Regions from separate parts of the Homo sapiens genome. Here region 1 is linked to region 2. The links are chromatin loops, found by intact Hi-C in ENCODE. Cell type or tissue: Caco-2. All regions are shown on one strand. Each heading gives the region's core, and the rest is flanking DNA. Links, peaks and the distances in the headings are about the cores only.

Region 1 (2,918 bases), core at 163-2,662, 120 kb before region 2:
CCGAGGTACCATTGCATCAGTCATAGCAGCTTTCTCTTCTAAGAGTTGTTTCTCCAGCTTTGCTACTTCCACTTCCTTGCTTGCAAGGTGTTCCTTAAGATTGCTTATTTTTTCTTCCATCTCTTTTGCTGCAGTCCGCAGCGTGGTTATCACTTGCAAATGTTCTGTGATAGAGACAGAGTTCTCTTTTTGTGCATCCACCAGTTGTTTGAGCTGGGTCAACTCATTCAACACTTTTGAATACTGAGACTTCATTTCAGACAGTGCATCTTCTGCTTTAGCCCTGGACACGTTTGTCAATTGCATCAGTTTCTCATGCTCTGCTTTATGGATATATTCAGCTGTGACATCCTCTAGAGATTTCCTCTTCCTGTAATCCTCCAGCTCAGCCTGGGCTTCTTTGTACAGCTGTGACAGCTCGCTCACCTGTTTATTGAGTTCATCTATCATCCTATTCATGGCTTCTTTCATGTCCTCAGCTTCATCACTGGCTTCCTGTGTCATCTGACTTTTTAGTGTGTCTTTTAATTTCATGATTTCTTCTTGGGCTTCTTGGTATTTCTCAAACAAAAATGCTTTCTCCTTATTCATATTCTCAATAACAGAGCAATATGAACTTTTCATTTCCTCGTACTCTTCCACAGGTGGCTTAATCACTGTACCTTTCTCCCTCTCTACCAGTTTTTCCTCTAACTCTCTCACTTTCTCTTTATTTCTTTCACTTTCTTCTAATGCATTCTGCAGATCCTGCTTTAGCACATTTATTTCCTCTTCCGTGACCCTCAGCTCGTGGAAATGTGAATAATTATCCATGCTTTCAGGTGAGACAAGACCGAGTTTCATCTGCTTCTGCACACTAAGGACTTCTTTCATAGCCTCCTCGTATTTGCTCTGAGTTTCTTTAAGTTTCTGGCTGAGGTCAGAGCTGTTCTCTGAAATCTCAGTGTTGTTTAAGCATACCAGTTCTGCCCTTCGGGATTGGAGTTCGACCTGTAGCTGTTTTCTCTCTGCTTCAGAGCTCTCTAATCTCTTCTGTAGATCTTGCAAAATCTCTTGCAGTTGCTGAATTCTGACATCATTGTCAGTAGTGGATTTACCTAAAGAATGTATTAAGACAGATGGAGATGATTTGGAGTCTGGGGGAGAGGTTTCACCAGGTTTTCCCAGGGATGGGCCCAAGTCAGTTTGGGTGGAATGGTATGAGTCAAAGCTTAGGTCTGCTTCCGCCTCCTTGGGTGATTTGGCCTAGGAAAAAAAAGCAAGAATTAAATGATATCAAAGGTCAGGAGATTGAGACCATCCTGGCTAACACGGTGAAACCCCGTCTCTACTAAAAAAAAATACAAAAAATTAGCCGGGCGTGGTGGCGGGCGCCTGTGATCCCAGCTACTCGGGAGGCTGAGGCAAGAGAATGGCGTGAACCCGGGAGGCGGAGCTTGCAGTGAGCCGAGATCGCGCCACTGCACTCCAGCCTGGGCGACAGAGCAAGACTCCGTCTCAAAAAAAAAAAAAAAAAAAAAAAAAAAAAAAAAAAAAGATACCAAAGGCGTGGTTAGCTAAGCAAGCAACTAGAATGAGAGGAGTAAATCCGCAACTTTGGTACGGGAGAGTAGCATGATCACTTTGCCTGTGTATTCTCATGCCATGAAAAAAGACAGTCTGGGACATGAGTGGGACTAATGACACAAAGCTTGCTTTGGGTTCTATTGGGACAGACGATTTGTGTCACTTTGAAAACACTAAAATTGTTTTCTCTACAAAGCCTCCAATTCAAAAATTTCCTTTATTTCTTATATCATTCTACTTGCCAAGAGGGGTAATGGATATATAGTACAGCTATTTCTTCTTCTTATTTTTTGGTACAGCCATTTCTTATCAAGTACTTAAACCTGTTAAATGATCAACTTTACTAAATGGATAATATTTTATATATATATATATATATATATACATACACACATACATATATAATTTAAAACGTAAAATTTTAATATATATAAAATCAAAATATAAAATTATATATTATGCATCATTCTATGCATATAGTATATTTTATATAGAATTTTTTCTATAAATTTTGTTTTATTTATATAATTTATTAAACATATAGAATATTTAATACTGATCATACTATGTGTATAATTATTTATAATTTACCAGTTGAATAATTTACAGAAAGAGTTAATGAATAACACTCTCATGAAACAAATAATCTGAAACTATAAGATGCTTAAAGCTAATATTTAAAAAGAAACTAATGTACACATTTAAAACAAAATACATCTGACTACTGAAAAGACCAAGAGCTTGACTCTACAGAATAGTCCATGATAGCAATCTATTTATATACCTGTAATTTATCTTGTAACTCCTTATTGTGTAAGGTAAGGGAAGCAACTTTTGCTTGCAATAGAGAGAGAAGATCTTGTTGGTCAGCTTCAGAACTTATATCCAATAAGCTATCAGCACCTTGGGAAAGAGAAAGCCATTTAAAATATAAAACAATTAAACTCTTATTTCTCTAACCTGAGACAAATTCACTTCCTAGCCTAATCCAGTTCTTCTTCCTGGCCCTAATTATAAAACGCCCTAGCAGCTGGATGGGTGAACTAAAATTTTCATTTTATATAGAAAGGAAACTGGGGTTTCCTTACTGTGGTATTGCTAGCACAATACTAGATACATGTGTACACAAGGCAATCTGAAAATTGATGAATTTGGTCATATATTTCCTATTCATTTGCTTAAGTGTCATATCTTGGTTGTTTTTGGTTCTTCCCTGTGCCTTGTAAGTCTCAGTTATGTGAATCATTTTAGAAATGTCTCTGGAATCTGGTTTATTTCTTTCCCCCTACCACCATTACTGTAGTTAAGACTTTATCACCTTACTTGGAAACTCTGCAAACAGCTTCCCAACA
Region 2 (2,918 bases), core at 159-2,658:
GCATGACTCCCCAGACCCCCTACATAGGAATTTGTGCAAGATAAAAAAATCAGAGTTTCGTCCTCAATAGTGTCCTTTACATGAGGTTGACATAGCTGCCCCATCAAAACCAGGACCGAAGGACTGTCTTTTCTTATGTTTCTGGTAAGGAGTTGCAATGCTCTTAAGAAGTCAGTCTCTTTTTTGACCACAGACACAGATGCCAGTCAGTTAAATTGGGTCTAAATTTAGGTAATTTTCTGCCCAAGGAACACAGGCTAGTTAATTAGCCTACACAAGGTCTAAATTCATAACTGTGGCTCTTTAGTGTGGTTCTTCAACCACTTGAGCTAATGAGCTATAGATACAAAATAATTTCACAGTCTGGGTACAAAATAAGCACACAGGTAGATTGTAGGTAACAAGCCAAGGCCTCCAATGATACTTGTTAATTTCACACAGCACAGACATGGCCAAGAGGGCATGCAGAGCATCCTAAAGGAAACACATCCAGAAAACCCTACTGACCTTTTATTTCTGTCCATTACATGGATAAAGTGGTAAATGCTGAACAGAGAGGGGCCACAGGGTGTTGACGATAAACTGTCAGTATTTCCATTTTACATTTAGTCACTCATTCATTCAACACAATGACTAGTGTAGGAACTGGGCTGGAACTGCAGGGAGAGCAAGGACAAGTATCCCACATGTCCTACTGTGTCCAAGACTGCCACTTGCCACCTAAAGCCACTTGTTCACCATGGGGAAAGGGCTTAGGTGGATTTTCCAAATGCACCTAAAAAGGCAAGAGTCTACAGCAATAGACTCCAATGACTGCTGGACTTAACTCACTGAACACTGACCAGAGCTTACAAAACAGTCCGCCCTCCAGTTATTCACCAGGCACCTACAACTCCCAAAGACCTGAACCCAGCATCAGAAACCACCACCCAGGGGAAAACTGTGCACCAAACCTTCACAAGCACAGCCAACCTAGGCTAAATCATACCCTTTGTTATTTTAAAACAAAAAATGTACTTTTTGTTATTTTAAAACATACCTACCTGAAGTCTCAGTTCCCAATTTGCGCTTTGGGCCTCTTCTCCAGGCCCCACCCAGCTCAAAACAAGTCTGACCGCTTTGATTTCCATATTCTCCGCCCCTCTCCCCACCCTCCTTATCTCTAGCACCAGAAGCTTTCAGAAAGCTAATCCAGTACCTGGCTCCTAGGCGTCCCTGTCACTGAAGCATGTTTTGGTCAAAGATTACCCATGATTACTATCTGTCAGTTTCCACTGGAAATTGGAATGAGGAATTTGAAATTCAAGTCCAGGCCTTTACTTGGCCGGCTGGAATCATCATATTTTGTTCTCCTGACAGCAAACACCCGTGTGCACCAGCAGTGGCAGGACACTGGCTCCGCACCCAGAGTTCCCAGGTGCAAGTTCTGCACCCTACTTTAGCTTTGTGATTTGGACAAGAGTTATGGCTGAATCGTGTTTCCCCCAAAATCCATATGTTGAAGCCCTAACCCCCAATGTCTCAGAATGTAACCTTGTTTAGAAATAGGGGGACTGCAGCTGTAATTAGTTAAGAATAAGGTGGGCCCCTACTCCCATACAACTGAGGTCCTTATTAAAGGGGAAATTTGGTAACAAACATGCAAACAGGGAAAACGCTATACAAAGATGAGGCAGAGATCAGGATGATGCTCCTATAAGCCAAGAAACACCAAAGATTGCCAGCAAACCACCAGAAGCTGGGGAGAGACACGGCTGATTCTTCCTCACAGCCCCAGAAGGAGCTGAGGCTGCTGACCTCTGGTTTAAGCCACTCCCTTTAGGGTACTTTGTTACAGCCACTTTTGGAAACCAACATAGCAAGATACCATGTTGCAGTTTTCTCATCTGTAAACTGGGAATACATACAGCACTTCTCTAATGAGAGGTATAAATAAATCACAGTTTGTTAAGTTGCTTAGAATGATGCCTAGTAGCTAAGTGTATTTTAGTGGTAAATAGTTGTACCCAAACATTCTTGTTTAATCAAAGAGATCTCACCTTTCATGTTTTCTAGTGTGTCTTCCCACCAAGTTGCCTAATGAAATGCTAAGGCCACGCCAGATTTCTCAGGAGATGAGGGGCACTCACACTTGGCTGGCACGGCAGGACAGGGTGTGGCAGTGCAAGGGAGAGACTTTCCTTGGTGTATCAGCAGGGAATCTAGGCTCCCTCCCTGCTTGCTCTTCATCCCCACGCACACTCAAATCCCGTCGTTCTTGCCCCACAGCAGCCACCAGCCTAGCCCTGGCCCTAGTCCTGGCCCCCTTTTCTGGTTACGGTCTCTCAAAACCCCAAATCATCCTACAGTGAAAATGTAATCAACTTGAAACCTCATTCTTCTATTTCACCCACCCCACCCATTCCAGGCTTTCAATGACGTATAGAGAGGCCCATACCTCCCATCACACTTGATTTTCTGTTATTTGCCCATGTATATATCCTTCTCCATTAGAGTCTCTTCACCCCACCTCTACTCATTAGTACTGGTTTCCTCTGTTAATCCCAACCTACCCAATCGTGATGGCTCAGCCCCTAACTCACCTTCTATGAAGTCTTCTCTAAACTCCTGCGATGTTGAATGGCCACACACCAGAGTCACTGTGAATGGCACAAACCTGGCACTGCCTTAATTGTTTCATGTGTGTCAGTCATAAGACCTTAACTAGATGGGACGTTTTGAGACCATTCATCCATCACACACACAATTTTAGGTACTACAAATGCCAGGCACTGTGCTAGGCACCAGGGGTAACCAATATCAGCAGCTGCCATTTATTGAGAAGTTTCTTTGTGCCAGATTTTATCCTAATCCTCATGATGATGCTTTAAAGGGAAGTGCTGGCCTCAGCCTCAGTTTACAGGTGAGAAAACTAAAGG

Evidence for each region. Peaks named below come from ENCODE experiments on the same cell type or tissue, not always from the same donor. Only the 100,000 strongest peaks of a DNase experiment are listed, where the experiment ranks them.
Region 1: a loop joins it to region 2, with 2.7 times the contacts of the local background. A loop is called at or near these places in 1 of 110 quality-filtered maps.

The regions. Positions count from the first base shown.
Region 1 is chr5:34,821,283-34,824,200 of GRCh38, reverse strand. It overlaps RAI14 (retinoic acid induced 14), which reads right to left. Exons shown (of 18, transcript NM_015577.3): 14 at 2,351-2,469; 15 at 1-1,245. Among named protein-coding and RNA genes, the nearest start is that of TTC23L, 16 kb to the left of the region's middle. In Caco-2, for the core only: no CTCF peak of the experiment used is centred there; no DNase peak of the experiment used is centred there.
Region 2 is chr5:34,698,229-34,701,146 of GRCh38, reverse strand. The region is part of intron 2 of RAI14 (retinoic acid induced 14); the gene reads right to left. Among named protein-coding and RNA genes, the nearest start is that of RAI14, 43 kb to the right of the region's middle. RefSeq lists enhancers at 1-453, 454-955. In Caco-2, for the core only: no CTCF peak of the experiment used is centred there; a DNase peak (open chromatin) is centred at 1,166.